2 separate regions of the Homo sapiens genome follow, and region 2 is linked to region 1. A link is a contact called in ENCODE Hi-C or POLR2A ChIA-PET data. All regions are on one chromosome and are shown on one strand. Each heading gives the region's core, a stretch centred on a gene start or an enhancer-like site at or near the end of the contact. The rest is flanking DNA. Distances are from core to core; before and after follow the strand shown. Region 1 overlaps FOXN3 (forkhead box N3). Region 2 has its middle 77 kb from the start of FOXN3-AS1.

Region 1 (4,188 bases), core at 1,278-3,777:
CATTCATTCTCCTGGCTTCCTAGGCGCTGACCCTGATAACTTGATAAGGGCAGAGCCAAGCTCTTGGGCCCTGTGGCCCACACCCAGCAGCATCCCACACCCTGCTTGCAGCGGCCCCACTCTTCCATCCCTGAGTTGCAGGTGCAGCGTTCACTGTCTCCAGGCTCTGTCCTGGTAGCCTGGGCACTGTCATTACTGTATCCTTTGCTCAGATGGCCTCAGTGATTGCTGCCATCCATGGAAGTGAGTTCTCATCTCCTCCCTGACTTTCCAGGCCCCATGGAGTGTGTGTTCGCCCATTTAGGCTATCTTCCCTCCAAGACGGAATCTTGTTCTGTTGCCCAGGCTGGAGTGCAATGTCGCAATCTCGGCTCACTGCAACCTCCACCTCCTGGGTTCAAGCGATTCTCCTGCCTCAGCCTCCCAAGGAGCTGGGACTACAGGTGCACGCCACCACGCCTAGGCTAATTTTTGTATTTTTAGTAGAGACAGAGTTTCATCATGTTGGCTAGGCTGGTCTTGAACTTGTGACCGCAGGTGATCCACCCACCTGGGCTGCCCCAAGTGCTGGGATTACAGGCATGAGCCACTGTGCCCAGCCCCATTTAGCCACCTTATTTCATGTTGCTTCTCTGTAGTGTGCCGCTGCTAGACGCAGGTGGGTGCCTGCCCTGCCCTGCAGAATTCACCTTGCATGGTGCACATGGTTCATGCTGGCTTTACCTGCTCCTCCTCCCTCTTCTTTCTGTATACCCCAGACCAACTCTGTCCTAAGGGCTCCGTTTAAAGCCCATTTCCTTAATGGAATCTACTCCTGATCTTATTAATCTCTCTCTCTCTCTGGCCCTTGGCAGTTATAGTCTGTCTATGTAGTTTATAATAAACTTTATAATAAAGTCTGTCATCTAATGAAATAAGGAGCAGAGCAGATGAGTTTCAGGAGGGTGGAAGTTGGAGTCAGAGAGACCTAGGGCTGAATCTTTGTTTTACGACTTGCTAGCTGTGTGTCCTTCAGCAAGGTAATTACTGTTAATGAGCTTTACGTTCTCATCTCTGATATGAGAGGATAATGCCTTTCTCACATGGCTGTTTAAAGATTAAATAATGATAATACAACTCCTGGAATATAGTACACACTCAGTAAATATTATACTGACGGTCATTTCCTTCATGTTGGTGCTATAGATTGAATTGTGTCTCCCCCCTAATTGGTTGGTTTGTTTATTGATTGATTGATTGATTGATTGAGACAGAATTTTGCTCTGTCTCCCAAGCTAAAGTGCAGTGGCACGATCTCGGCTTACTGCAACCTTCGCCTTCTGGGTTCAAGTGATTCTTGTGCCTCAGCCTCCCGAGTAGCTGAGACTACAGGTACACCACCACATCTGGCTAATTTTTTGTATTTTTAGTAGAGATGGGGTTTCACCATGTTGGCCAGGCTGGTCTTGAACTCCTGACCTCAAGTGATCCACCTGCCTCGGCCTCCCAAAGTGCTGGGATTACAGGCGTGAGCCACCATGCCTGGCACCCCCCAATTTATATGTTGAAGCGCAAACCCTCAATGTGGAGCTAATTAAGGTTGAGACCATACGGATGGGGTCCTAATCTGATTGGATTGGTGGCCTTATAAGAGGAGGAAGAGAGATCACTCTATTCATGCACGCACACCAAGGGCAGTCCCCATGAGCACACAGTGAGAAGGCAGCCGTCTTCTCACGAAGAGAGTCCTTACCAGGAACTGAAGCTGCTGGCACTTTGACCTTGGACTTCCCAGACTCCAGAACTGTGAAAAAGTAACTTCTGTTGTATGAGCCACGCAGTCTGTGGTATTTTGTTCTGGTAGTCTGAGCTGACTAATAGAGTGTGCTTTGGCTCTAATTAGATGATGATTTGTTGAGCTGGCATTGATTGAGCCCTTGTTAGGTGTTGGGCACTATCTTACTTAACCTGACCTGTCTAATCTCTCAATTCTCAAAACCACTTTAGAAGTTGGTTAAGTTACTTGCTAAGTTCCCCTAGCCTAGTAGTGCCAGGATTAGAACTATGACTTCACGTTGCAGCCCTGTGAAATGGCACCTCCTGCAGTTGTGCAGGGCAGGCCTCTGCGGCTGTCCGTGGACGACCTTGACAGATGGGAGACCACATGTGTGTCCCTGACTCCAGTGCTCCTGCTTTCACTAGAGAGCAGATGACACACTCCTCGATGTCAGGGGAGTTGCCTTATATTTCATTTCTGGTGGCACTTAGCAAGTGCTCTGTGCACAGGAAGCAATTAAAAAATAATTTTTGGTTGGTTAATTTTCCCCAAACACTTAGCTCCTCCTACATCTGGAGAAAGAGTGAAATTTTCACCCACCCTCCCGAGCTCCCCCGTGTGCATCCTCTGAGCTGTTTGCTGTCAGCGAAGGCATTTGCGTGTCAAACCTACCCATAAACTTGCTGAGTTGACAAAAGCAAAGAGAGATCAAGTTTTCAGTTGTTGGAGAGTAGAACCGTTGTGAGTCTGAATCTGCAATTCTTTTATTCTCTCAGTGAGTAGAAGTGAGTCTTTGTGAGGATGGCCTTCAGCCAGTATCTTGACACCTCAGTTACGTAAGTAGTTCTCATCTTGTTCTCCTCTTTTGCTTTTTTCTCCCTCTCATGTACACTCACAGTAAGAGGCCTGAGAGAACGTTAGCCAACTCCTTGTTTTTTGAGACAGAGTTTCACTTTTGTTGCCCAGGCTGGAATGCAATGGCATGATCTTGGCTCACCACAGCCTCCGCGTCCTGGGTTCAAGCAATTCTCCTGCCTCAGCCTCCCAGGTAGCTGGGATTACAGGCATGTGCCACCATGCCTGGCTAATTTTGTATTTTTAGTAGAGACAGGGTTTCTCCATGTTGGTCAGGCTGGCCTTGAACTCCCGACCTCAGGTGATCCATCTGCCTCTGCCTCCCAAACTGCTGGGATTACAGGCGTGAACCATGGCACCCAGCCCTCCTTTTTTTTTTTTTTTTTTTTTTAAATGTTTGCCTCAGCTTTTGTTATTCAGAGAGAAATTGGTCTCATCTGCCTCAGGACACGGATGGCTTTACCTATAATTAATTAAGCCTTTTCCTCTCTGAAGTTGATGGGTTTGGACTTTTGAAAAAGATGGGCCATGTGGCATCTTAACTTAGGCTCAAGGTGATAGGGTTATAGATTTTAGACCTCCCGGACCCTCTCTATAGATATTGGCCAATATTCTTTATTAGCATGTTTATGTAGGTATTAGCCAGTATTCTTTATTGGCACATTTATAATTTATACCCCACTTCCTTTTCATAGGGCTTGCCATAAGACATATAGGTCACAATCAGGTCGCTAAGGTAAAAATTGAAAATAGACAAATGCAGTAGAGAGAGGGGAAAGCAAATATTCCAAATTCTTGACCTAATATATTTGTTGTGATTGAGTGCCTGACAGCCAAGGCAAAAATGGAAACTCGGCAGATTCCATAATTCTCCTTCCCTGGTAAGATGCCGACTTAGGGGAGAGACATAATCTCCAGGTGCAAGTTTATAAAAAGATTTCATTGTAAGGCTGTTTCTCCATGGGATATAAAACCATGTAATTTACAACACGTACAGCAACCTTAGCTCCAGTTCAGAGAGCCATCAAGGCTGTTGTTCCTGCCATTAGTCATGACCTTATCCTTCTCTGCCCCTAGCTAAGGCCTGTTCATCCTGTAGACTTTGACAGCCATCATCGCCTCCAAGAAGTCTGCCATGATTCTCCCTGCTCAGGCTGGGTCATGTCCCTCTTCTCAGTGGAACCATAAGACAGGGCTTATTTTTATCTCTGCATCTCTGTATTGCTTTATATATATATTTTTACAACTAGATGAGGTATTCCTAGGACTCATTCCTGGTATTGTGGTAGGTGTGGGGCTGATGTTTGTTGAAGAAAGGAAGTTTTTTTTAATCTAGATTACAAAAACAGTTTTCCAAGTGGATGAAACCATGTTATATGAATGAAAGTCATTAGTTGTTTTTTAGTGTCTGCCCATAGTAAGTAGCTTGTCTGTGACTCAGAATTGTATGTTCCTGGTACGTATTAGAAGAGCTGGTTGTCAGATGCAGACTCAGGAGACTTGGGTTCTGGTCCTGATTCTTCCACTAAGTAGAACTATCACTTCAGCATTTCACAGGCTTAGTTTCTATATCTGCA
Region 2 (3,924 bases), core at 544-3,043, 110 kb before region 1:
GTTGGCCAAGCTGTTCTCGAGCTCCTGACCTCATGATCCACCCGCTTCAGCCTCCTAAAGTGCTGGGATTACAGGCAGCCAACTGCATTGTGAGCATGCTTAGGAGCAGCACGGCCCCTATAGAGAACATCGGATCAGGTGACCTAAGCAAGGTCTGACACTTACCTTGTGGCCTAGGACCAGTTGCTGATTTTTGGAGCCTCAGTGTATCTTCTGTGAAATGAGATTGGTGATACCTACCAAGTTAATTCGTGGAACTCTCATGAGAGTCAAATGAAATAACCTATGTCAAAATGCTTTGTGATACTAGAGGAATGTAAGGGCATTGATAATGGCAGAGATTTGAACTTGAAGCAAATAAGAGGCAGAAATGTAAAGTTAATGGAAGGGACTGCAGTTTTCATTGCTGTGGTTCTGCCTCTGAAGTTTATGAGTACTGGTTGTGATTAGTTAAAGGGTAATCCTTACCTGCCCTGCTAATACTTGAAGACTAGGTTTTCTACTGGACCCTAACATCTTTTTGAGATTGCTTTTAAAAAGTGATGAATTTCTTTAACCAGTAAGGTGTGTATATATCCATTTTCTGTTCTGCTTTATTTTAGGAATGAATTTATTATTATTATCATAGTAAATAGCCAAGCATGATTCAATTTAGGAAAATAACAGGAAAAGTTTGCTCATCTTTTCTAGGCTAATTTTGCCATAATCCCCACAAATAAAGTAGTGGTTTCTTTAAAATATGCCAGTTCAGGGTCACAGAGCTGCACTTTTAAAGCCTACAAGTGATTATTTAGTGCGAAAATTGTATTCAAGTGAAACACATCAGCATGCAAATCTAAAACGTGGCCATTTTCATCTAGATTGAATATTATTAACCAGCCCAAGGGATATGATGTAATTAAGATTTTGAACAGCTTACTTTTGTCTACCGTGATGAATATTACCCCAATATTTAAAGCGGCTTACCAGTTGAATAATGAGAAGGTGGCCCAGTGCACCAATAACCATACATTTTGGCTTTTAGGTGCAGTGAATGAGTTTGACTTTTCTTCACAGGTCCAAGCATTGATAAGGACAGAGATATGAACTTGAAGCAAAAAAGAGAATGTTCAAATTCCAGGAAAATCACAATTCCTTTCTGAATAATGGCAGATTTCCATGTCATTGCCTACTCACTCATTTTAATACCTTCTTGCATGGGTTTAGGAATAAAGACCAAGTGGGGACAGATGAATCCCTTGTTAAGGGTTTATGCTTTTGCCTAATTAAAACTATTGGGTTTATAGCCTGCTAATGCAGCTCTACTTGGAAGGGAGAACAACTCTTAGCTTGGATCCACTTCAGAAAGTTTGCAAGGCCTCCCTCTGCCTTTCAGAGAACTGAGAAGGTACATTTCTGATAGCATCTTTCTTCTGGTGCCATTCCAGGATAACTGTTCTTAGGGGAGACAAGATGCTCACCTTTTCTGTCCTTCCCACACCATTTTAAAAGAAAGACAAAGTTCTTTATTTCTCCCAGGAGAAGTTCAGGAAAGGATCCATTGCAGAGCTGCACCACCTTAAGCAGACAGCCCAGCCGGCAGGCTAGGTTGGTACCACGGCTCATTTCAGCCATCCGTATTTTCAGGTGTACCATATGTATTTAGTACATCATTTGATAATGCTAAAAAAATATTAAAGCAGTGTGAGACTAAAGGAGAAAGAAGATGAATGTTAGCATTCCCCTGGGGTTCATGGGTGAAGGAATTAACACAGCGTGGCACTCTACCCTAGCTGTGTTTGTTTCCATGGCAACAGCTACGTACATGTTTCAGACTATCTACAGTGACACAGTTGCAGAAATAGTAGCTTGCAGGTTTCTGATATCGCATCAGTGGACAGGCGGCATGCACTATATTAAGTAAGTGTAAAAGAATTTAAAATATAGCTCTGGATTCAGATGTGTATTAGCTCAACTGAACGATGTGTCGGGGGTTGCGGCATTCCCCTTCTGCACGATGGCAAAATCTGGGCAAAGTTGAAAGTTGCAAGATTCCAGTCAAACAATTGTCCTTGCTTGGGTAAATATCCTCAAATGAAAAAAAATGTGAGTTACAAAGGTAAGAAAATGGCCTTGGCAGATGACATATCAAAGAAGGATATTGTTAATGAAGCTATTTTTTTTTTTTTTGGAGGGGGGTAGAGATGGATAAGAAATGAAAGCTTTGGTTGGAAATAGCTGAGTCTTAAAGCAAATCGAATGTGCAACAGAATCTTTTTAACAGCTGCTGAGTTTATGGCAACTAAGGTCTTTGAATGTATCACTGTAGAAATTGCTTTTATATCAGAATGATCAGGTGAGGAGCAGAGAGGTTGATTAGGTGTGCGGTTAAGGGGAAATCGGGGCTCCATTGTCTTTTCTGAAAGCTTATGTAAATATCTCATTCTCTCCAAGCTGACCCTGGTTTGTCTTTGACATTTGCTGCTACTTTTTAGTACCATTTGCTGGTATCTGTGTTGATCTCATGCTGCCACATTGTAACCTTATATGACTTCAGTGTTGGTTACAGAGCAACCAAGTAAAGATGATAGACTTTGTAAGTGTGTGACTTTGCAACCAAATTGTGCAGTAATTTCGGAGGAGTGTTCAAATGAGTATTTATTTGCCTGCTAGACCCCTACTTTTGAATAGCAGCCTAGGTATTAGGTTAATGGATTTCAATGTGCACGTTATGATTGTGGGAGCTTTCAAGTATGTTGTAGTGCAATTTACACTGAGTTTTTAATGTCAAAAAATTTTTTTATTTATGCCCATTATTCGATTTAAGCCTGCATTTACCTCATAGTTTTATTATTCGTGTATCAGTGAAGAGAATGTAAAATGGCATGGTAATTTAAGCTAATCTATTCATTTGAAGAAGGTTAGTTTTCCGACCATAGGTGGACTTTTAGAAAAAGCGATGCAGACAGCTCTTTGGGCTGTATGAGACTATTTTTTTATGTGCACAGGGAACTATCTACAGTATGTACTGCATATTATTCTTTATAGTCATTATTTGATCAGATGTTAAGAGAATACCTCTGAGGCGCTCGGAGTTTCTGAGCACCCACGCATGTGGAGGGCCAGGACAGGTTTTGGATTATAAACCAGGGACTTGAACCCTGGAATGTACCACACCCCAGTGGGTAGATACAATGTGCCTTTCTAAATAAGTTGATAAATGAAATGAATGTTGAAGCTTTCCATATATGCCCATGTGTAGTCTGAGCAATCCAGAGATGGGAATTGAAATTTGTGTCTTCTATGGGGGTTGTTTTTTGGTTTTATTTTATTTTGTTGAGACAGGGTCTCACTTTGTCGCCCAGGCCAGAGTGCAGCGGTGCTATCTCGCCCTACTGCAACCTCTGCCTCTTGGGCTCTAGCGATCCTTCTGCCTCAGTTTCCCAAGTAGCCGGGACAACAGGCACATACCACCATGCCCAACTAAAAGACCTCACTATATTTTCCAGGCTGGTCTTAAACTCCTGGGCTCAAGCCATCCTCTCGCCTCAGCCTCCCAAAGTGCTGAGATTATAGGTGCGGACCTTGGGAAACTTTTTAATGGTGGCTCATACCGAAGGCAGCTCCATTCTCAGAGGACGAGCTGCTCTGCCCACTTGTACCCCCAACTTCAGTGGAGTTTTAAGACCCATCTTTGGGGTGGGTGGGAGGGCAGACCTCTGTCCCCATGCCCTGGCTTGCCTGGTGTGTGCCCCATGTATCCTGGGACTTCTCTGTGTGAAAGCTGCATGATCCCACGTGTGCTTGGCCCCCCCAGGCTGAGGGGACCAAATAGCATTGGTAGGAGAGAGTTTACATAACGTTCTGTTATTGTGTTTGAAGGACCTTGGAAAACTTGGGCTCAATAACCTGGGACTCTGACACTGGAGAACAAAAAAGTTTCAG

Evidence for each region. A loop is a pair of places that touch in the nucleus more often than their neighbours do. ChIA-PET counts read pairs that join two places held with the same protein, here RNA polymerase II (POLR2A). Pooled maps may share reads with other maps.
Region 2: a loop to region 1 is called in a map of B cell, with 14 times the contacts of the local background. The contact joins two enhancer-like sites. A Hi-C loop is called at or near these places in 1 of 168 maps with a recorded cell type or tissue (B cell) and 2 of 50 pooled maps. POLR2A ChIA-PET finds 5 or more read pairs at or near these places in 1 of 52 experiments (Panc1).

The regions. Positions count from the first base shown.
Region 1 is chr14:89,384,314-89,388,501 of GRCh38, reverse strand. All of the region lies in intron 2 of FOXN3 (forkhead box N3), which reads left to right. Among named protein-coding and RNA genes, the nearest start is that of FOXN3, 31 kb to the left of the region's middle. RefSeq lists enhancers at 1,850-1,949, 2,330-2,379, 2,430-2,499, 4,171-4,188. Within about 2 kb of position 2,527, at least 13 of the 41 ENCODE cell types and tissues checked have a DNase peak (open chromatin) inside an H3K27ac peak, as active enhancers do; they include B cell, where a contact is called at or near this core.
Region 2 is chr14:89,492,105-89,496,028 of GRCh38, reverse strand. It overlaps a transcript of FOXN3 not described here. Among named protein-coding and RNA genes, the nearest start is that of FOXN3-AS1, 77 kb to the right of the region's middle. Within about 2 kb of position 1,793, at least 2 of the 41 ENCODE cell types and tissues checked have a DNase peak (open chromatin) inside an H3K27ac peak, as active enhancers do; they include B cell, where a contact is called at or near this core.